Regions from separate parts of the Mus musculus genome. Here all the other regions are linked to region 1. Evidence: chromatin loops called from intact Hi-C (ENCODE). Cell type or tissue: heart. All regions are shown on one strand. Region 1 overlaps Arhgef6 (Rac/Cdc42 guanine nucleotide exchange factor (GEF) 6). Region 2 overlaps Arhgef6 (Rac/Cdc42 guanine nucleotide exchange factor (GEF) 6). Region 3 overlaps Arhgef6 (Rac/Cdc42 guanine nucleotide exchange factor (GEF) 6).

Region 1 (8,000 bases):
TGCCATAGAAGCATTGAGACTACAGATGTTTGTTGCTGAATTTGGCTTTACATACATTCTGGGGATTTGAACCCAGGTCCTCATGCTTGGGTGGCAAGCATTTTACCTACTGAAGTGCCATCCCCCACCCCCAGTTTTCTTTGCAGATTTTATGCTTCTGTTGAGATGATCATTTATTTAGGCTCTTTATTATGCTGCTACATTGACTGATATTCATATGTTGCTTCAATCCTTCATTCCTGTCATAAATTCTGGTGAGTTATGTTGCATATGTACATATAATTTTGTGTGCATTTGTGATTATTCTTGAAGAATCTTTCATCATAGAAATGGAATTACTGTGTCAAATTTTAATAAGATAATGTCAAATTCGCCTGTGAAATTGCTCTACCAAGTTACATTTCTACCAAGATGGTGGAAAGTGTTTTCTGTGCCCCTGTCAACATTGTGCTTTATTTATCTTTCAAGTTTGCCAATGTGATGGATGAAACAGTATTGCTTTTTCTTTCTTTCCTTTTTTTGCTATAACTTGTTTTTCAGGAGTCCAAATGAATTTGGACATACTGTCACTCCTTTATAGTCCATTTGTATTTCTTCTTTGTAAACCAAATACATCTTTCCTTTTTTCTCAAAGCATGGAGGAGGCGGTGGTGAATATATTCAGCCAAGTCAAAAACTGTGTGTGTGTGTGTGTGTGTGTGTGTGTGTGTGTGTGTATAACATACCAGGAAGTCTCTCAACAACATGTGATTTAGAAATCACAGGCTCTGATCAGTTGGTCTTTGGCTGTACAGTTTGGCAATAGCCATGGGAATACTGGTCTATAGAAGCTCTAGCCCAGGAATTATTTTCCCTTTCATTCCTAGTATATACTGTTCCTTCATTGTCTCCTTCTGCTGTACCCTGCCTAGGGTACTCTCTTATCTGCATTGTGCAGAAACAGGCATGTCCTCTGCTTCTAGATTCAGGCTCACTTCATTAAAAAGTTCATGAAGGGACCATCGAATGAATACATGATTCAAATAGTGTTTCTCTCTCCTCCCTCTCTTCCTTCTTCCCTTCCTTCCATCCATGCTTCCTTTCAATCTCCGCCTGTAGCAGCATGAGCTTTCTCTGCCCCATCCCCCACCACCACTCTCCTGACTTCCTGAGTCACTCCATCTGCCTTGTCACAGCAACAGCACAGGTGCTCTCCCTTAAGTGAGGCTGTGGGATGGACCAGTTGCCATTTCCCAGGGACTGTTCTGCCAGGAAGAACTCCTAAAAGTAAGGTCGCTTTACCAATGTTCATGAGTCAAAGTTAAGTCCATCACTGTCCTGTTCTAGCTCTAAGAAAGCAGGACAAAAGAGCCAGACCAAGGGCACAGTGGACTTCTTCAAGGCCCAGCAGGGACTTATGTGAAGTCAGAATTCCTCTCTCTACTCTTACTATGTAGCTCAGGCTGGCCTGCAACTCACTATGTAGAGCAAGCTGGCCTCGAACTCACAGGCATGTTCCCATCTCTGCCTCCTGAGAGTGTTGGGATTAAAGGCATGCACCGCAACAGACAGCTAAAAAACCTTTATAGAAGTTGGATAATGTCTCAGCATCTGGCCCTTTTTCATCTGTTTCCACTGGGCAAAACTTCCACTCAATTTAACTAGTAGGGAGACTAAAAGGGGCGTTGACACCTTCCCCCACCTTTACTAGCTGAGCCAATGTGATACTCCCATTACTCTGGCTGACCTAATCTTTTACTCTGTTGAACTTCTATGAAAAATGAACACTGTAGCACATTGGTGTTCTCAGCTACTCCATAGGCTGAGGCAGGAGGTTATGAGTTCCAGGCCAGTCTGGGTTATAGAGAGACCATTCCTCTAAACTGGAAAAGGAACCGTGGATGAAGTTGCCTGCTATGTGCGTGTGTCTTTGAAAGGACTATGCTATTTGGGGGTCTATTAGGGAAGGGATGGCTGTGAAGGACCACTGAGCACTTCTCTGCTTCGGGGAAAGGGGTGGGGGATGTCTCAGTGGGTCACTATGCAGCTCACAGGTCCCTGAGTCTCATCCCAGGGACAGGAGAGGAAAGCAGTCTACTAACTAGTAATAGCTAGTCCTTGACTCTAGCATTCCCATTAGGGTTTTGGCAAAGACCCTGGGCAGCCCAGGCACTGTAACCCTGATCTTGGGAATTGGGTGGCAACAGCATGCGCAGTGTAGCTGCAGCCCTTACACCTCGGCTTTTGCTCCTTCCTTGGCTACTGGGGTGCTGAGGCAGCTGCTGCCACCACCGCCACAACCACTGCCGCTGCTGCTGTTGCTGCTGCTGCTGCTGCTGCTCTGCCCTGCGCCGCTGTCACTTCCAGTTCCTACTTCTGCGATCCAGGTCCGGGTCATAGCTTCCCCTCTGCTGGCCCGGTCTCTCCAGGCTGCTCTCTCTCCCTGGTTCTGGCTCCAGGCAGCAGAGCTGGGTCTGGAAGAACCCTGGGTCCAGGCTCCCACTGGCCTCCAGCTTCCCTGCTGTGGCCGTCCCGCCGGGGCACGCCTCCTGTAGCCCTTGATCTGTGCTCTAGAGAGAGAACTTGAGGGCAAGAACCTGACTTCCCTCTTTATTAAAATAAATACATAAATAAATACATAAATACATAAAATCCCTTGCCTGGGGAGCTTGGAGGCACAGAAAGGAGTTTGGAGACGGGCTCCCCCCTCCTCACGCGTCCAGGAGCAAAGTTGCAGCCGCCCCTCCCCGCTGGCCATACCAGCGGGCTCTCCAGTTTCGCCCTGGTGGCAGCCGCGCGGGGCAGGGTCCCAGCTCCATCTGGGGACAGTGTTTCCCGCAGCCTTGGCACGGGCTGGCGGCGCTCAGCAGCCCCGTGACTCTGAAGGGCGAGCCACTTCCGAGGAGGAGGCTGGAGGGAACGAGCAGCAGGAGGACAACCAAGCAAAGCCAGGTGACCTGCCTGGGGGGCAAGGGGTCAGGGGGAGGGGAACTACAAGGGCCTGATGTTGGGGGGCTGGTGGAGCCAGAGGAGGAGCCGCCCTTCTTCTAGGATTGACCGCCTAGGTCTGCAGCCCTAGCCGCCAGTCTGTTCTTTGCCAGGGCCTCTCCTTGGTGCCGTGTCTGCGTACCCAGAGCGGGGGCGGGGGCCAGGGCTAAGGGTGAGGACGCGCCAAACTTAAGGGCGGCTGTCCAGCTTCGGGCCGCAAGGTTTATAGCAGACTGGATTCTGTCTTTTCCCCTTCCGCGAACCAGAACAAGAAGTCAACGGTACTGTTTCTGATATTAATTTGATGCTCTCCCAAGCTGGAGCAATCCTTGCATTGGGGAATGTTTGACACAAGTCTGTCATAGGTAGGAGTCCTTTTCAGATGGACTCTGCCTGGTATTCAGTGTAGCTGTAGTTGATTTAGAGTATTCATTTTCTATTCACTGAAGGACCCAACAGGTATTCCAGCTATTTCATTTCTTAGCCCTGGAGTAGAGAGCCCTCGAGTTTATCTCTGTCTCCTCAAATATCTTTCTTCTCAATATCTTATATTTTTAGTTTGGGTTTGTTATTGGTTTTGAATGTAGGAGTGACTCATATGCCCCCCTTCTTAATGTGTAGTGGGAGTAAAAATATACTCAAAGAATGTACTTTGCTCTGAAACTATTTTTTTTTTCAATAAAAGCTTCCCATAAACCAAAATGCCACACAGAACAGGATAAATTTGGGCATATGTTTAAGTTTTTAAGGTATTGGTTTTAAAGGTTAGATTCTAAAGTCCAGACTGCTTTTCGAACTTGTATTTGCCTGGAAAAATCCAGTTTGTCCTTGAACTTCCTATCTTAATTTTGACATTGACCATGGTAAACGGATCTCTGATGACATCATTTGCTCCAGCCACAGTTCAGCGTTCCGCCACTGAGAGCACCTCTGCCCAAATCTGTAAGGCCTGGGCCTGCCCTTGGACTTGAGCAGATTTCTCTTAAGCAAAATATTGTGCTACATGCCAGGCAACGCTGCAGTCCCTTCTTACATAAGCACACTCCAGGCCCATGTGGTGCAGGGTATGCTTGGAACAGCAGTTAAACCAAGAGAGGGGCTGTTTCCACGCCAGTTGCTGAGGGATGGCTGAAGTTTTGCATACAGTAAATCAGCAGCTAGAAATCTCACCTTGCATGTCTTTAGTACTTACATCTACTTTTCCTTAGTTCTCTTTTCCTTCTTTTCCTTCTTTTTCTTCCTTTCTTTCCTCCTTTCCCTCCTCCTCCTCCTCCTCTTTTGGAATGCTTTCCACTTATCTCAAATTCCACCTCACCATGCCCTTATAAAGGACATTTGAGAGCAGGCATTTCTTCCAGTGATCAAAGAAATAGAGAAGTTTGGTTAAGCAGAGTCGCTTCTAGTAGTAGAGCCAAAGAGCTAACTGGGAGCTAACTCAGAGCTCTTGCTTGGGGCCTACCTAAGTCTTGTTTGTGTTCTCTAAAAGGTGATACTTTGTACAAAAGTGTTTCATTAAAAACATTGCATGCATGGCCTGTGGCTCTGAACTACCTGGTTTTTGTGTTAGCTGTGGCTTTGGCCTCTTCTGCTCACATAGCCTCCGCTCTGTAATTAGGGCTGAGGGCTGGGCCGGGAGCTTTTGTTCGCCCCCTCTGGTCCACCACTTTTCCCATCATCTTCAGGGATAGCAAGGGATGGCTAGAGGGAGCCACCAGGACCTAGAAATTTCCAAAACGTGTTTGACACCATTCATAGAGTATTGCTTAAGCCTCTAGAAATTTGTTCAGGGGCCAAAGTGAGAGGACAATGCTTGGTTCATTTATAGCAATGTGCCCATCACTGTTCTTAGGGGCTCGTTTGCAAAGGTGAAAACAGTTGAATACCATTTCTCCAGCAACTTCCATGTTCTAGACCTTGGGATGAATGCTTTAAGTATATTATCTCATTTAATCCTCACGATAATCCCTATAGGCAGGTGGCATTGTACCCATTCCATAATGGTGGAAACTGAGGTTTAGGGAAGATCCATGCTCATGCTGTACCCTGGCAGTGCAAAGCAGACGTAGAATAGTCAGCTAGACCTCATGCCCTGTCTTGAACCAGGTTGTAGCCACTAGTGAGCCACTGATAACATAGCGGAACATCGAAATACTTGGTTTTCAGACATGAGTACACATTAGAAATATTCGGGGCGCTTTTGAAACCACAAGTATTAGAGTCTCATTGACCAGAGATCCTGACTTGTTTTATAGAAGGCTTTTGCATTGGTATTTTTTAGATGTTTAAGCCAGTTTAGTAACATTAATTTCTAAAAATTGAAAATATCCTAAATATTTACCTTGACAAATCCCTGCAAACTGATACACCCATATACTTTTCATTTGGATTAAACACCAGGACATTATCAGTGCCATTGAGTGCCTTTTGTGCCTTCTCAGTCAGGATTGCTTGTGGAGGAGCACCTGACTCCTAAGAGAACAGAGTGCTGTGGTGGGTTACCTGTCTAGGTGTATGAGCTGGATAGTAAAGTGTGTGCTTGTTTTCATAAACTACCTTGCACTAAGCATAATATTTGAATAACTAGCACGTTGTCGGTACTACTGTTTTATTTATTATTTTATTGCTGAACAGTATTCCATTGTATGGATATGCCAAATTTTGTCTTTTTCTATTTACTCACTGGTGGACATTTCGAGTGTTTGCAGGGGTTGTGTGTGTGTGTGGTTGTTGTTGTTTCAATGAACAATGTTGCTATGAATATCTTTGTGGGTATCTCCTGAAGAACATTTCTGTTGAACTTATGTATAGCAATAAAGTTGTCGCTAGGTCATAGGGTATGTATATACTCTGCTTTAGGAAGTACCTCCAGAAAGGTCACTAAAGGGACAAAACATTAAGTGTATGTACTTTGAAAACTATGCAAGTGATTCTGGTTTGCATCTAGGGTTGAGAAGCACTTCTCTAGTTTATTCACATTTTAGCAATCTAGCCACGTCAAGCATTTGCTGAGACCATAAGAAAAGACATACTAAACAGTGTAGTGGCACAAGCCTGTAATCCCAGCACTTGGGAGGCTGGAGCACAAGGATTGTTGGGTTGGAGGGAAGCCTGAGGTACATCATGTTTCAGGCAACCTGAACTATAGAGACGGAGAAGCAGACGGAAGGAGAGGGAGCTGTTGGGTTAAGTCATTTATATGCTTTACACAGATTCTTTTAGAATGTTTACTTTATTATGATTATTGTAATTTTTACTGTGCGTACATGCATGTATACATGCACAGATGCCATAGCATATGTGTGGAGGTACGGGGACAACTGCCAGGACTCACTGTGGTCATGTTTTCGTATATCTGTAGGCTTGTCTTAGAAGTCCTTAAAGGCAGAGACCAAAGATTCTTCATCCTTATGGCTCAGGTCCTTGGGATGGAGCAAGGTTCATAGCAGGTGCTCACTACGAGTCACTAAATAAGTGGTTGGTAGAAAGGCTGAATACTCAGAGACTTTAGGTAAGGAGGTGATCCAGTCTTAAACTGAGACTTACATGCTCTCATCTTAGGACGTTGCCTCTGCTCCCACTCAGAGATAAGTTACCTCTATTTATCTAAGCATGTGAGCATTAAGGGTAACCTGGCTGATCACCCCACACTGATTAGAAGGAGTCGATGAGGTGTAATGAGGGAATGTTTGTGGAGGCACTTTGCAAACTGGGACACAGTGCCTGAATAGAATAGAAATCTGGGATAAAGGGAAAAGAGGGGCTACTGCAGATTAGACATGATGCACATGGCATGATATGTGTGTGTGTGTGTGTGTGTGTGTGTGTGTGTGTGTGTGTGAGTGTGTAGTATAGTGTAGCACAGTAGGTAAAAGCTTCAGTGCGACTTTGAACTTGGTTTGGCCTGGGTTGGATACTAATTATGTAGAGCCAATCTTGAAGGTGGTAATGATACATAGGACCCCTAGTGTTAGTGTCAAACAGCAATAAAAGCGCAGTTTGCATAGTGCCTGGCACCAAGTGTACAGTCAGTGAATGCTAGATGCTTTCCTCTGCCATATCTGTTCTCTCCTATTCTCTCTTCTCCCCTCTCCTCTTCTCCCCTCGCCTCATTTTTCTCTTCTTTTCTTTCTTTCCAGTGGGGTCTTCCATAAGCCAGATTGCCCTCAAACTCTTTGCATAGTAGAGGGCGATCTTGAACTTCTGATCCTCCCGCCTCTATCTCCTGAGGGCTGGGATTACAGGTACAGGCCACCAGGCCTGCTTTATGTAAGTCTGGGGATTGTGCCCAGGGCTTTGTGCATTCAAGGAAAGTACTCTACAAAATGAGCTTTACCCCAGCCCTGAAAGCTCTTTTCTAAATGGAAACTTTGATGTCTTCTAGTAGACTTATTGATAAATGGATCTGCATTGGAAAAACAGCAGCTCCCTTGGTTTAGTTATGTTGAGGTAATCCTATTGGATAAGTGAGCCAGATGATCTCTTGAAATCTTAACATTTTAACAAATTAGATGTAGAGCTAGGATAAACTGTGTGGGCTCTCCCAGGGTTCTGTGTGTTTTGTACTAGCTGGAAAGTTAGGCATGGATGAAACTTGAAATTGGAAAACAAACACATCCAGTCATCTTATGTCTTACCTCCATGTTCTATTTGGTAGAGACTGCCTGGTTTGGGAAAATTGTCTAGATGTTAAAGCCAAAGGCAAAAGCCTCCATAATTTGCAATACTTAACGCACGCCTGTTTTAGAAAGCAAAACAAAGTCGAATGTTTCTGGGCTTTTAGATGAATAGTGGTGGCAGAGTTGGCTCGGCTTCCGTGATTAACTGCAAAGATGAGCCCATTCAGCATTGTGAGTGCTTTTCCTAATTGAAGAACCATCCTTTCCCCCCTGAAATAGAAATTCTCATCAAAGTCAGTCACTGCAGTTTAGAATAAGTTGCAATGTGTTTAAAATAATTTAAATAACATATTTGCTTTGGGAGACTACAGATAGTTCATATTTTATTGATACTGTAGATCATTGTAACCCATGGAA
Region 2 (8,000 bases), 46 kb after region 1:
CTCACTCGAGACAGCGATATCAGTTTCTAATGGCCTTCAGCAGAACTGGATTTTTTCGGAGGCAGTAACATTTCTCTTTCACCATTGGACTAATTTCAGAGAGCATCAGTACTTTCAGATCTCTGAATTCACATTTCTAAAGAGTAGTTTATGAGCAATATGGGAACTGAAAATAGACAAGAGTGGCAGTCAGTAGGGCCTACAGTTTAACCCTTCACTGTTGTCTGACTCTCTATCTCTGTCTCCATTTCTTCCTCTCTGTCTCTTTCTTCCTCCCTCCCTCCCTCCCTCCCTCCCTCCCTCTCTGTCTGTCTCTCCCTCCTTCCCCCTTCTCTGTCTCTCTCTGTCTGTCTCCCCCCTCCTATCCCATTATAAGTCCAGACTGGTTTTAATTTACCATATAAACTGCCCTCAAACTAGCTTTCTGCCCCAGCTCCCTCACTCAGTGTTAGGATAATAAGTGTTTGCCTTTATGCTTAGCAAACCCTTAGCTTTGGAAACCACTCTGCGGCCTTCTAAGTCATTGATTCCCAACTAAGGTGATATTACCCTTCTGAGCACATTTTTTTTCCTTTTTTTTAATTATTAGGTATTTTCCTCGTTTACATTTTCAATGCTATCCCAAAGGTCCCCCATACCCACCCACCCAATCCCCTACCCACCCACTCCCCCTTTTTGGCCCTTTTTTGATAGCCATAATTGTACTGTGGGATGGTCTTTAATGGCTAGATGTCAGGGATGCTACTTAACTTCCCACAAGACATAGGGCATTCCTCTCCCAACATTGACTTCTGGTCTGAAAATGTGTTTAGCCTCTTAAACTGGTCCAAGTGTTTCTCACTTGCCAGTACCTACCTGTGCAGCATCTGACTGCTGCTTCACAATGGTCCCTGAAATGTCACAATCTGAGATGAGGTAGGTTATGCCTTAAAACTGAAGCAGTCTGTCAGCCACTAGCACAGTTGGGACCATCATCCCCCGGGTCAGTTGTTCACCAGAAAGCCAGTGGCTCCTTGGGCCCCTACTTAGTTCAGCCTCATCAGCACAATGCTTTGCCTTGTGAGTACTGTCAGTCTTTGGTATCCACAAGGATTAGGGCCTCCTCAGATACAGATATTCAAGTCTCTTTAAAAAAAAAAGATTTATTCATGTAATTTATGTATGAGTGCTCTATCTGCATGGACACCTGCATGCCAGAAGAGGACATCAGATCCCATTACAAATGGTTGTGAGCCACCATGTGGTTGCTGGGAATTGAACTCAGGACCTCTGGAAAAACTGGTGCCTTTAACCACTGAGCAATCTCTCCAGTCCTATTAAGTCTCTTATATAAAATGGTGTAGCATTTGCACATGATCTTTTCACTCCTCTCTAGAGTTCAGATAATCTCTAGGCTGCCTGTCTGTGTGCGTGCCATATGAATAATTGGTGCAATATCAAGAATTACTTGATTCTGGAGACTGAACCTAAGGCCACACACATGCTAGGGCAAGTGCTCTGAACTACACCTTCAGGCATGTGAATTATGGTGAGTTTGAGGCCTGTTTGGGCTACATAATGAATTCTAGGCCATTATGGACTACGTTGAGAATTTGTCTTAAAGAATAAAAATGAGCTTTGTGTTATTAATACCAGATAATCATTGAATTGTTATCCTCGTTAAATTTCTCACAATTTGATCTCCTTTTTGGATTTGAAGTGCTCATATGAGAAGACTTTGTTTTTATTGAAAGACTACTTTTAACACTGCTTAAGAATGTACTATATGGTAAGAATTTGTCTTATCAGAAGCAATACACAAACTCCTTGCTCCTTTGTGTTATAATTATTCCTGAATTCTCCTTGTCTTGAATTTCTATGTTTTATAATTTTATTATTCATAAAATGAGAACATTGAAAACTTATTAATTAACCTAGCCCTTTCCTTGATAAATTTCTTGATAAAATTATTTAAAGCATAAATGTGGCCAGTGTCATGTAAGTGTCAAGGCTTTTCCAGTAGAGGGTAATTCATGATAATTGTGTTCATATGAGCTATGTGCTATAAATAGCTGCTAGATAATTACTAAAATACTTTTCTAGTGTGAAATAAAGTACATTTGTATTCTTGTGTTTCTTACATTGAGCACCAGCCTAAGTAAATTGGGACACCTTTTTCTAGGAAATCGATGTAGAGATCTAAAGCTCTGTTTGACCTTAGACTTGATTGATGGTTATGAAAACTTAATTCTTGTTTCTCCACAGGTGTTACAGAACATCTTGGACACTGAAAAAGAATATGCCAAAGAACTTCAGTCTCTTCTTGTTACTTACCTAAGACCCTTGCAGTCTAATAACAAGTAAGACTTTTTAAACCTTTAGTGAAATAAAGCTAGAGAATCTAATGTCAGCACTTGGAGGCATTGCTCCTATGCCAATGAATAATTGATTTTGCCTTTTAAAATGATTTCCACAGATCACAGGTTGCCAAGAATATAGTCAGGGCAACAACAATTATGCAAGATGTTGCTTTTGGAGAGCTTGGCTTGCTTTCTGAAGAAGGAATAGTTAATCTGAGATTCTGACTGTGACAATTTGTGTATTGGATATTTTTCTTTTGCCTCTTTTCTATGTAATATTAAAAACATCTTCAACACTTGGCACTAAAAAATTGTACATGATCATAAAATGAAGTGTGATATTTTAGTACAGATCTTCAATGTGTAATGATCAGATCAGGGTGATCGTCATATTCATAAGCTATTTGGAAATATACAGTAACGTTTTGGCACCCTTAAAACCCCTACTGTGCTCTAGAACATTTAGATGTTATACTTCACATCTAGCTGTACCCCTTAACTGACCTTTTCTCCAGCCTACCATCCTCCTTATCCCAGGCCTTGGTCACCACTCTTCGACTCTCTGTTTCTGTAACATTTACTTTAAAAATATTTTAGTTAAATTTTTTCATACAAGTACATATTTTATGTATTAAGCATATTTCCCCACTCCCTTATTCTTCTCTTTCTTGTCCTTTTCACTTCCTTTCAGTCCCCTACATAGTTTTTCATCTATTATCATCTCTCTTTCTCTCTCTCTCTCTCTCTCTCTCTCTCTCTCACACACACACACACACACACATACACACGCACACACGCACGCACGCACGCACATACGATTTTTTAATATCTATATGAACATCAGAGGGAACACCTAATATTTGCCATCCCGAGGCTGCCTTACTTTGTTTAATATTATTTTTTTCTAATTATATCAATTTCTTACAAATGACATATCTTCATTTTTCTTTATAGCTAAGCAATTTTTCTTGTACATAGATTGTAAATTTCCCCTGTGCATTCCTTTAGGCTTGGAAACCTGGGTTGGTTCCATTGCTTAGCTATTTGTGAACAGGGCTGCAATATTACACAGAGTCCTTTCACTAGTCCTTTCCATGTGCAGGTGTATGGGATCTCCCTCTTAGCTTCCACATTCCTGTGCATTTTGAAGTGATAGGTCTCGTTGTACCATAAAGAAAGAAGGAGTCTTTGGTGCTTTTATTCTGAGAGCACATAAACTGGAAATTCTCATGCTCGCTCTGACCTTTGCTTGCCAGGCTGGACCTCTTTCCCATGCTCCCAGAGTGGAAAGAGTGTGGCATTTTGCAAATGTTTAGAAGAGCAATTCAAGCCAGCATTTCATTCACGCGTATGCGATTGATAATGAGATGGAAAAGCATTTCTGAAAGCCAAATGTACAATGTGTACTAAGCCTGAAATGATAAGAAGCATGTTAACACTAATAATCCAAGAAAAGAGACCATTGATTTGAGAGAGTGTGTGGAGGGGGTGAGCTAGAGTGAGGGAAGGGAAAGGGGAAATGACGGATTATATTCCCATTAAAATAATTTTAAAATACTGACCATTTACTTGTTATGCTTTAGGGATAGCATACTTAACAAATACTGACTATTCTTATTTGTTACTTTAATTGATGACATTTTGCTAGTGATCGTGCTCTGGAAGGAAAATAGAAACTTTAGCTCACACGGGGAAGACAAAATCCTCCCCTCTTCAGGAAAAGCTGACTTTTGAGGAAGTTTGTATAAACTACCAACTTTAGGCTTAAATTAGTTTAATGCAGTTAACTGTTTTTCTCCTTTTTTTTCTCTCCCCAAATGATGTTAGTTAGGCAAAACATCATGTTGAATCTTCATTCAACTGTTCTCATAGCACCGTGGGAAGCATTCTTCCCATGGAAGGGTTTTAGATTCCTGCATTTGATTTTATTATGTGAAATGTGAAGTGTTATGCTAATCACAGTTCTCAGAGTGATACAGAAATACAGCAGCACGTCACCCTTCCTAGTTTCCTGGGAGAATTGGCTGTCTCCATTGAGTAGATAAGAGACTGAAGTCTGGACAGGCTCATCGCTTTGCCTGTCACACAGCCAACAAGTGACCAGACTGACTCTCCCATGTCTCCTGCCTGCCACTCACTATTTGAAATGTACCTTCTGTCTTCTGGCTGTGACATACAAAAGAGAGGGCTACTGAAGTGCCCATCCTGGAAGGGAGATGGTCAGATTTCAAATGAGGAAGGGGCTGACTGGCAATCCTGAAAGGGCTAGGATCTGTGAGAGTGAAGTCAGACCTGTCCTCAGTCTCCCTTCGATACTCACACCAGAGTCAGAGTGTTTTCTCTTGCCACAGTGATTTGAGCAAGCCAGACTGTTTACTGTCTGACTGCAAAGAAGCTAGAAATGTCCCCGGGCAGGCCGCAAAAAGTTCAGGGACCCTGTTTGCTGTGGCTATGACAAAGCAGTACCTAGAGAAACTGGCCGACTGCCAGATCCCACCCCCCCACCCCCACCCCTGCCAGACAACAAGAGGTGGGGGTTTCCAGTTTGCAGTTCAAGAGGGCAAAACAGCAGAGGAACTGGGAGAAGTTCATGTGCTGGGGGCTCCTGGGAATGTTTACTGGGATCTTCTCTTTTAGATTAGTCAGCAGAACTTCTTTGCAAATATTTCCCCAGAACTTAACTGTGAGATGTGTATGCTTTTGAAATTTGTTTTGAGACAGTGTGTCTCATGTAACTTAGAGCTAGCTTCAAGCTGAGACCCTTGACCCTCTTAAATCTGCCTTCCAAGTGCTGGGATTACAGGTGTGCCTTACCACACGTGTTTTAGGAATACACACACACACGCACGCACGTGTGTGTATTAATAGAATTCTTTTATATTTGTGAGGGTCTCTTACAGGAATACTGTGTTTTTACTCTTTCTCTACCCTTTCCAATGTTTTCTTGTCCCCCTGAAGCCATTTCGAGTTTCTCCTAAGTGTTTGGGGCTGACCTGCCCCTCTCATCTCCACTCATTTCTTGAAAAGATTTTTTAATTTTACATTTGTCTATGTGATGCAGGCCATGTGGGCACAGGTACTGGAGGAGGGCAAGAAGAGGGTGTCAGGTCCCTGGAGCTGGAATTACAGGCAGTTAGTTATAAGCAGCTCCACTGTGGGTGCTGGGGACTGAACTTGCGCCCTGTGCAAGAGCAGCAAGTGCTCTTAACCTCTGTGCCCTCTCCCTAGCCTCCTCCCTGGATCATATATTCTGAAGGAAGGAGAATATGAGGCACACCTACCTTGAGTGACTCTTCAGACAAGTTTCTTCCCCAAAGTGCTTAGGAGTCTGGTCTGTAGGCTTGGAATGCTTGGGATGCCAGTTCTTTGCTCTGCCTTGTTCTCTGCTGTTGGGTGATGTGCTCACTACCTACCATCTCTGTGCCTGGTTTCTCACCTGCAAACTGTAGACCGCTGTGGCACTCAGCTCACGAAGTAATGGAAGCTCCTACTTGGAAAGTGTTGGCATGAGTGCTCCACGCCTTAGGAGGATTGGCTCCTGTTCCTAGTGTCACTTACTGTTTGCTAAGGGAAAAATGAACGGGAACATTCCTCATGTAGAGGTGCTGCACCATCATTCAGTTTGCCTCTGTTTGACTCCATTCCACCCTACGAATAGCAATATCAAAATTCAGTTCTATATTCTCCCCTCTATTCTCTTTCATAAAGAGTGTTTTTAGTTGTTATTTGAATATTTTCATTTCAGAGAAAGCTGATTTTGCTAACTAACCTTTCCCTTCTGTACTTGTTGAACATAAATACTTTAATCATGCTCCTGTTTTCTAAAAAGGAAATACACCACAAGTGTTTACCTTCTTCCTAATCATGTTGTGTTTTTAGTCTATTTTTATACTTTGATATTAAACATGTTTTATTTTCCTCATGGCTTAACAAAATACGTAAATGCCCCTGACTACTACCAATGTTCCTTAGAATCATTGCTCTTATTTTAGAAAAGATGAACCAAGAAAGGAAGCTAAATACGGGGGGGGGGGGCAGGGGGGCAGAGACAATAGAGTCGTTAGCAGCAGCTAAAGCAGCAGAAGTTACATTGGCTTCTCTCATACTTTTCAGCTAGCAGCAAGCTAGCAGCTAACTGGGCCTAACTGGGCTCCAACTGACAGAATTTTCCATTCTATTAACTGGTACATTATGTCCTTTTTCTTTTCTTTTCTTTTCTTTTTTTTTTTTTAAATCAGCCTGAGTACTGTGGAGTTTACATGTTTATTGGGAAACTTTGAAGAAGTATGCACATTTCAACAGACACTCTGCCAAGCCTTGGAAGAATGTTCAAAGTAAGTAAGACAGTGGCTTTGCTGTTTCCTTCCACAGTTAAAGATGAATTGATTTTTGAGACAGTGTGTCACCTAGACCAGACTGGCTTTGAACTCGTTCTATAGTAGAGGCTGGTCTTGAACTTTTGCTTCCACTTTTTGTTCTTGCTTCCACTGCTAACGTATTGGAATTATAAGCTTAGGCCAGGCTCAGATACACCACTTGTGGTTCCAACACATTGCTCCGGAACAAAGGAAAAACATGAAGATTAAAAAGCCTACAAAGACAGTGGTGCTGTTCAGTGCCAACTGTATACAAAGTTTGTCCATCTAGTGAACTGTTTCTAACTTTAATTTTAAATCACATTTATTTTATTTATATGAATATTTGCCGTCATGTATATATTGTGCCCCAGAAGAGGGTGCTGGATCCCCAGGAGCTGGAATTATGGATGGCCTTGAGCCACCATGGCAACTGAACTCTGGTCCTCTGCAAAAGCCCATCCACCATCTCTCCAGGACCAATGATAATTGCTTTGATGTTGAGAAGACATTTTTATTTTATGTGCCACAGATTATTTGAAAACAATTATTTACATCATTCATTTAATGATGCCCCCTTTTCTGGCTCCTTGGATTGTGGACTTGTGCATTCTAAGAAGGCTGTACTAAGCTACAGCCATGGCCCTCACTTTCCCCACTCCCACCACCCATCCCCAATCCTGCACCTCCATCTCTCCAGTCCTGCCTGGCATGCCTCATGCTCACTATGTAGCTGAGGTGGGTCTTGAAATTCAGATCGTTCTACCCCTGGCTTCTGGTATTACTAATACTTACCGCCGTACCCAACATGTTTATTTGTAGGCCTCTTTGTATGGCATCTGTTATATTCTGACTAGAAACACACACAGGATTTGAGAAGGAAATATATATGTCCTATGTGAACCACACTATAACTTTTTTGGAAGATAGATTTATTTATATCTTTTGTATATGGGTATTTTCCCTGCGATGTGTGTGTGTGTGTGTGTGTGTGTGTGTGTGCACCATGTACAGGAGGTAACCTTGGAGAGCAGAGAGGGAGCTGGATGCCCTGAGACTTTAGTTACAGGCAGTTGTAAGCCACCAGTATGTGAGGGTGCTAAGAGTTGAACCCAGGTCCTCTGGAAGAGAAGCCAGTGGTCTTAACAACTGAGCCATGTCTCTGATCCCCAGGGCATGGCTTTGATGACTATCTGATGGCTGAATTGGTCAACATTATATTACAAAGTTCACTGGAATGATCATCTGCCAGTGTATTTTTAGTGTAAAATTAATTTTCCAGAGAGTGTATCTTGTAAAAACTGGT
Region 3 (8,000 bases), 73 kb after region 1:
ATTTATTTTTTATTTTTTTATATTTTTATTACATATTTTCCTCAATTACATTTCCAATGCTATCCCAAAAGTCCCCCATATCCTCCCCCCCCCCACTTCCCTACCCACTCATTCCCATTTTTTTTGGCCCTGGCATTCCCCTGTACTGGGGCATATACAGTTTGCGTGTCCAATGGGCCTCTCTTTCCAGTGATGGCCGACTAGGCCATCTTTTGATACATATGCAGCTAGAGTCAAGAGCTCCGGGGTACTGGTTAGTTCATAATGTTGTTCCACCTATAGAGTTGCAGATCCCTTTAGCTCCTTGGGTACTTTCTCTAGCTCCTCCATTGGGAGCCCTGTGATCCATCCAATAGCTGACTGTGAGCATCCACTTCTGTGTTTGCTAGGCCCTGGCATAGTCTCACAAGAGACAGCTACATCTGGGTCCTTTCGATAAAATCTTGCTAGTGTATGCAATGGTGTCAGCATTTGGAAGCTGATTATGGGGTGGATCCCTGGATATGGCAGTCTCTAGATGGTCCATCCTTTCGTCTCAGCTCCAAACTTTGTCTCTGTAACTCCTTCCATGGGTGTTTTGTTCCCAATTCTAAGGAGGGGCATAGTGTCCACACTTCAGTCTTCATTCTTCTTGAGTTTCATGTGTTTAGCAAATTGTATCTTATATCTTGGGTATCCTAGGTTTTGGGCTAATATCCACTTATCAGTGAGTACATATTGTGTGAATTACTTTGTGAATGTGTTACGTCACTCAGGATGATGCCCTCCAGGTCCATCCATTTGGCTAGGAATTTCATAAATTCATTCTTTTTAATAGCTGAGTAGTACTCAATTGTGTAAATGTACCACATTTTCTGTATCCATTCCTCTGTTGAGGGACATCTGGGCCAAACCAACTTTATTAAGAATCCAGAAAACATCATGGTTTCCAAGTCAACTTGATGAGCTCTTCCCTCTTCCTGAATGGTATTCCAGCATCCCTCTTTATACAACCAAATAAGATACACAGTTATAATTCTTCCTCTCTCCTCCAGATCTTGGCCCTGTTGCTTCCCTTAAGGCTGTGCTCATTTATTGACTTAGGTCAGTGGTTCCCAAACTATGGGTTGCAACCCTTTCAGCAGCTGAACAACCCTTCCACTGGGATCACATATCAGCTATCCTGCACATCAGATATTTACATTGTGATTCACAACAGTAGCAACATTACAGTTATGAAGTAGCAATGAAATAAGGTTATGGTTGGGGGTCCCCACAACATGAGGAAATGTAAAGGGTTACAGAATTAGGACGACTGAGAACTACTGCCTTGGTTTTCTATTGCCAACTTGTCTGTACATGATGGTTCTTTGGCATTCAGACCTACAAATCTCTATTGTTTTGCAAACCAATGTTAAAAAACATGAAGACCAAACCAAAAGTCAGGAGAAGAAAACACAAAAAAAGAAAAAGATGTTTGTCCCAGATGGGAACAATGTGGACATTTGATTTTCTGACTCTGGCCCTCCTTAAAGATTATAAATGGATCCAATACTACTCTCCACTGCCCACCAGTGTCTTTACATCAAAGTCCACTCACATTTTTGTTTAGGAACTTAAAATGTACTCATAATGTAGTGTAGCTACAATCTTTTCTAAATATTAGGACTTGCAACGAGGTCTGATAAGCAAGTCTGAGCACCCAAATCTTGAGATTTTTTTTTAGGTATTTACTTCATCTATTCAAATGCTTTCCCTAAAGTCCCCTATACCCTCCCCCTGCCCCACTCCCCTACCCACCCACTCCCATTTCTTGGCCCTGGCATTCCCCTGTACTGAGGCATATAAAGTTTGCAAGACCAAGGGGCCTCTCTTCCCAATGATGGCCAACTAGGCGATCTTCTGCTACAAATGCAGCTAGAGACACGGGCTCTGGAGGTACTGGTTAGTTCATATTGTTGTTCCACCTATAGGGTTGCAGACCCCTTCAGCTCCTTGGGTACTTTCTCTAGCTCCTCCTGTGTTCCATCCAATAGCTGACTGTGAGTATCCACTTCTGTGTTTGCCAGGCCCCGGCATAGCCTCACAAGAGACAGCTAGCTATATCAGGGTCCTTTCAGCAAAATCTTTTAACACACAGCTCTTTTGTGATCTGGCACTGGATGTGGAGGCGTGGGCGGCAACGACTGTGTTTACCATAGTTGCTCTTCCTGTGTCTGGGGAAAGGTTTTGAGGTTTTAAAGGGGTTGATTATCTTTAAAGAAAAAAGCTACTGTTCTTGTCAGCATTTGTAAGTCTTAAGAGCTCACCTCCGTGTGAAAAAACTGTATTTGGACTGCCCTAAAGTTGGAGACAGCGGGGAGCTGGTGAGGAAAGTTTGCCAGAATGAGATTTCAATAGGGGCTCTAGAAGGCATTGACCTCTGGATGCCTTTCTGTATGCTAAACCAGTTCAGCAGATGGTTTGAGGTTTGCCCCTCCTTCCGTGTCATAAAAATTCAGAAACCAGTGGCCTCTGCTTGTCACTTCTCAGTGCTACAACACAATGCTGCAGTACTGACAACTTCAGGAACACACAGTTAAGCTCCTCCTGCCTGCCTGTCTGCCTGCAGGCCTCATCTGTTTCTAGGCCAGCCTCTGTTTGGTCACATTGGCTTTGACTCTTCCTTCAGATTGGGACCATCAAATGCTGCATCCCCCTTTCTGGGAGTGTAGCACTGGGCCAGGCCAATCCGAATTTCTAATCACTTGATAAAATAAGATTTACCGTGAAAGAATACACACTAATTTTCCATGGACAATCCTGCCTGTGGCCTGAGTCAGATCTCTAGTCTGTTCTACCATGTTTTCTACCTGAGACTGGATGAGCAGAACTGGCCTTCTCCGTTCTTCAGCTGAATCCATGAAGTCAGTACATATACTCCTAAGTGAAGTATGCCTACCATGTCCATATACCTCAATACTAGTTGCACTACAGGATCAGTGATGTCCCTCTGAGTAATTATTTAGTAATGGTAAATATTACTTATTTATTCAATTTTTATTAATTAAAATAAATTTAAATTTAAATATATTTGATCATACTCTTCCCCTCCTCCAAGTCCACCAAGATCTTCTATTCCTCCCTACCCAGTCAGCTTCAAGATCTTTCTCAAAAATCAAACCCAAATCCTACAAAACCTAGACAACGAAATACGAGAAGAGGAGAGGAGAGGAGAGGAGAGGAGAGGAGAGGAGAGGAGAGGAGAGGAAAGAAAGACCAAACTGTAACCATATCGAAGCATACAAAAATCTGTGGAGTCCATTATTTGCTGGTCAGGGAAATGGGAAGTCTTACCTCAATAATGACAACTATAATGTTGTTACTAAATATATGATATGTTATAAATTGTCTTAAAAGTCAACTGTGATGGGCTAGATTCTACAATGTGAATGTGTATATGCATATGCATATATTAAACCGTCATATACCATAACTATCAACAAATTTGCTTGTCAGTTCAAAAGAAAAATAGCAGTACATTTTAATTTTATGTGCAAAACAATCAGTTGTATAGTATAAGTTAAGAATTCAAAACTGGGCCAGAATTTAGGATCCCAGTGCTTCTAGTAATTAAGTGATTAAGAAATTTTCTGGGAGCCGGGCAGTGGTGGTGCACGCCTTTAACCCCAGCACTTGGGAGGCAGAGGCAGGCAGATTTCTGAGTTCGAGGCCAGCCTGGTCTACAGAGTGAGTTCCAGGACAGCCAGGGCTATATACAGAGAAACTCTGTCAAAAAGAAAAAAAAGAAAAGAAAAAAGAAAGAGAGAGGGGGGGATGGAGGGAGGGAGGGAGGAAGGAAGGAAGGAAGGAAGGAAGGAAAGAGAGAGAGAGAGAAAGGAAGGAAGGAGGGAAGGAAGGAAGGAAGGAAGGAAGGAAGGAAGGAAGGAAGGAAGGAAGAGAAATAAAAATAAAAAGAAAAATAGAAGAAATGTTCTGGAGCTGGAAAGACAGCTCAGCAGTTAAGAGTTCATACTACTTTTTTTTGCAAAGGATCCCAGCCCCGAAGTCTGCTTGCTGTCACTGTCTGTAACTGTGGTTATCTCCAGTGGGACCCAAAGCCTCTGGCCTCCTCAAATATCTACACTCAGGTGCACATACACATTCTCTCCTAGCCACATATAATTAAAAAATAAAATAAAAATAAAATGTTAAAAGATAAGAAGAAATAAACTTGCTTTTGGTTCATAGTTCCTTGAATTTTTAAAAAAGATTTGTTTAGCTGTCTTCAGACACACAGAAGATGGCATCGGATCCTATTACAGATGGTTGTATGTCACCATGTGGTTGCTAGGAATTTACCTCAGGACCTCTGGAAGAGCAGCCAGTGTGCTTAAACACTGAGCCATCTCTCCAGCCCCTCCTTGAATTTTAATACAGGTGTGGATTCATGTAATCAACCACAACTAAGATACAAGATAATTCCAACACACACATACACACACACACACACACACACACACACACACACACACACACATGCACACATGCACTTTTGTTGGGTTATCTTTTTGTGGTCACACTTTCAACTCATTCCATCCATGGCAGCATCCATTCTCCTCTAATACTGTTTTTATTATTTATCTATTCTTCATTATTTTGAAGGTTGTTATATACATATACGCACATGCTGATACTGTTTGTAAATGTATTCCTTTGACAGGACACTCATCCAGACCATCAGGATATTCTGAAAGCAATCATAGCATTCAAAACACTCATGGTAGGTGACGTTCTCAGATTGTCCTTCTCCATTTTGTATACTTTGTTGCTGAAAGAGTGATTTGTGTGTGCCGTTTCTTTCCTTAAGCAAAAGTCCTCCAGAGAGAAACAATAAGCTCTGAGCACAGTAGGCCCATGATTTGTTGCATTTGGTTTTGTTCTTCACAGAGTATGCCTACCTAAGAAAGGTTGCCAGGCTGAAGGTCTAAAGCAGTCACAGTTGAAAGCCTTGGCCACATTAAGCATTGATGTGTAGGTGGGGGGTTCCTTTTTTTTATTTCTTTGCATTTACCCCCTTGCACACCCTATGTCTGTATAACTTGTCATTCACTGATTGGCATCAATACTGAATTTCACTATTTGTGCCAAAAGATGTGAACTTGTTTTTTTTTTTTGCATATGAAAAAGAAATTCTTCCTAAAAAGAAAAACAGTGTACTAAAATGAAGTTGCTTAATATAGACTGCTACAAGAGGTAGCAGTAATCTTACATCTTGAGCATCAAGGTTAACCTATCTCCTTGAACCTACTGATGTAAAACCGTTGGATGCCATTTCAGAAAGAAAAAAATAACCCTTTATTTTGAGTAATGGGCTAAGTTTCGATATATTTGACATTTCTAAAGCATTCTGTGGGATTTGGACCCATGCTCAGCTTTTGATCCTTGCTGGAAGGTTATGGCCTACCAGTCACCATCAATTCACTTTTACTGCTTTTGAAAGATAAGTAGCTGACGTGTCAGTGGTTAAATGAAAGCTGGAGATCAGGCAAGGTATAGTGAGAAATTTATTCCTGTTGTTAGGGAAAAAATAGTAAAATGCTAGCACAGTGGCTAGCATTTCACATGGCTCAGTTTTGTAGAAGAGCTCACGCAAACCCATGGCATGGTACTGGTTGTATCCTGTCTTTCTTGCATTCATTCTATGTAAAGGAACATAGAAGACCTTTGAAAAAACAGGCAAGCAAACAGTACAGCAAATTCAAGTGTCTGCCAGGCGTGGTGGGGTTGGCCTGTAAGACCACCACTTGGGAGACTGAGACAAGAGGTCTACTTTCAAATCAGAGCCTCAACTACATAGTGAGGTTGAGGCCAGCCTGAGCTGCACGACCCTGTCTGAACAGTAACAGCAACAAACCAAAGTACCGGGCCCCAGCACAAAGCAAACATGTCTCCTTTTTGTCATGTTAAAACTTGTTTTGATGGTGGCAATATATTTAATGCAAATATGTGCGCTTTAAAAATCTGTAGTGTATTTATTTCTTAAAGTCTTAGTTGAATGAAGCAACAGACTTTTATAGAAAAACGTACCACCAGAAAGAATTATACTACATTCATTTGGATGCAGTAACGTAATAAATCATTTGCTTAGACTTGTATTCATTTTGGAATAAGTACTGTTAAATCACTCCAAGATAACTTTAGTCTTTTGAAACAGGTTTTATATCTCTCCATATTCTTCATACTCCCTCTCATATTGGCAAACTGTTTCTTAATTTGAATTTCCAACTTAATCATCATGAAACCCACTTATAACTATTTCCCTAATCCTTTTAAGAATAAAAATAACCTGAATATTTTATAAAAATGTCCTGTTGCTCCCTAAATAAAGTTGGAACACTGCATGCCTGTTTCATGATGAATTCAGTTTGATTCACGGTGGCATTAAATAAATAAATAAATAAATAAATAAATAAATAAATATTTTTGGCCAGTCTTTGTTCTCAAAACTCTGGGAGTGATTTTGTTCATTTTTCTTATTGAGTTGCTATTTTTTTGGAGAGTAAGCATACTTCATATAGTGAAGTTGCTTTGTAATTATAGCTCTATTTACCTATGGTAGTGAAGGGCTGATTGCTTTTCTGGCTCTAGTTGGTAGGAATCTGTTCCTTGTCTCTCCAGACTCTTCATGGGGAGGGAGAAATACCCCCCCTTTACCACTTTATTTTGATGCTTTGACAAAATGGGAATGCTCCCCTCTTCCTATGACTTTGAAAGGCTAACAGCTACATAGTGTATTGGTTTGTCTGGCAGGAGCATAGATGATCATAGGAATAAGAACAAAAGATAAAGTGAGAAATAAGGGCTCAAAAGCCATGGCTTGTTTTGAACTTGTTCTGAGAACTTTCCCCATCTCGTCTTGTTCAAATCCCCATTGCATCATAGTCTGTTTGGTATCCGCAGGGGCAGTGTCAAGATCTGAGAAAGAGAAAGCAGCTGGAATTGCAGATCCTTTCAGAACCTATTCAGGCATGGGAAGGAGATGATATTAAGACTTTGGGAAATGTGATCTTTATGTCTCAAGTAGTGATGCAGCATGGGGCCTGTGAGGTAAGTCCTCAGCATTGCTTCTTCCGAGTTTCATATTTCCCTTCCATTATTAGTTCTTATGTCAAGATCAATCAGGGTAGTGGCAGAGGGAATGGAAGAAAAGGGTAACTCTGAGACCCTTTTGATGGTAATGGCAACAGAAAGGGGTAACTTATGGGATACAGAAGATGGCAGATATACTTTACACCTGTTAACTTTCAGAAGACCCAAGGTATTTGTGCATAGCTGTCCTGTAAGCAGCTGTTAATGTACCATGGAAATGTAGGTGAGAGGTCAGTGTTAGAGAGATTTAAATGTCTCTGGCAGATGTACCTTTCTAGGAAGTACATATCCAAAAAGAAGCACAGCGGTTAAAGACGGATTATTTCTTTTAGGAAGAGGCTACAGTAGGGGACAAAGGTTGATCATGTCACCTGGTTTGATTTATTGGGTGTTAGAGTTGCCTCCCTTCTCCATGACACTTTTCTATACCCTCTGACATGCTTGTGGCAGAGATTCATTACTATGGGTTAATAAGCAATCTTATTGAAACTGCAGACACCCTGGGGAAAGTTAGAGCAATGAGGGTAACTATTAGTCATTCACAGCTTTGGGATGAAATCTTTGGATGAAAGGAGGAGGAACCATTGTGGAGATGGGTGCAGGACACAAATAGGAGAACAGAAAAGAATTGGGGGTTATGGTGTCATTGAAATTCCTGGAGGAACACTTGAAAGTGGCCAGCAAGCTGAGTGCTATGGAAGGTTCAGAGGTCAAGGAATGTGAGGACCAAAAAGAAGCCATTGGATTTTGCTAGAAGGCAGTTATTGATGACTTTGAGAGAGCAGCGGGAGAGTGCAGTTAGGAAGGGATCAATGGAGAGAAAATGAAGGCAGGGAGTAATTTGGCAATAAAATGTCAAGAAATGAGATATTATAAGTGAGGAACCACAT

Evidence for each region. Peaks named below come from ENCODE experiments on the same cell type or tissue, not always from the same donor. Only the 100,000 strongest peaks of a DNase experiment are listed, where the experiment ranks them.
Region 2: it touches region 1 in a loop (1.9-fold over the local background); 4 of 42 quality-filtered maps call a loop at or near these places.
Region 3: a loop joins it to region 1, with 2.3 times the contacts of the local background. A loop is called at or near these places in 2 of 42 quality-filtered maps.

Annotation. Positions count from the first base shown.
Region 1 is chrX:57,321,043-57,329,042 of GRCm38, reverse strand. All of the region lies in intron 2 of Arhgef6 (Rac/Cdc42 guanine nucleotide exchange factor (GEF) 6), which reads left to right. Among named protein-coding and RNA genes, the nearest start is that of Arhgef6, 14 kb to the left of the region's middle. In heart, a CTCF peak has its summit at 3,884; DNase peaks (open chromatin) are centred at 2,392, 2,792 and 3,982; H3K4me3 peaks cover 1,625 bases; H3K27ac peaks cover 1,250 bases.
Region 2 is chrX:57,274,551-57,282,550 of GRCm38, reverse strand. Arhgef6 (Rac/Cdc42 guanine nucleotide exchange factor (GEF) 6) reads left to right here. Exons shown (of 22, transcript NM_152801.2): 7 at 2,245-2,339; 8 at 6,578-6,673. Among named protein-coding and RNA genes, the nearest start is that of Arhgef6, 60 kb to the left of the region's middle. In heart, no CTCF peak of the experiment used is centred here; a DNase peak (open chromatin) is centred at 4,400; H3K27ac peaks cover 1,408 bases.
Region 3 is chrX:57,248,031-57,256,030 of GRCm38, reverse strand. It overlaps Arhgef6 (Rac/Cdc42 guanine nucleotide exchange factor (GEF) 6), which reads left to right. Exons shown (of 22, transcript NM_152801.2): 11 at 4,682-4,741; 12 at 6,922-7,068. Among named protein-coding and RNA genes, the nearest start is that of Cd40lg, 40 kb to the right of the region's middle. In heart, no CTCF peak of the experiment used is centred here; no DNase peak of the experiment used is centred here.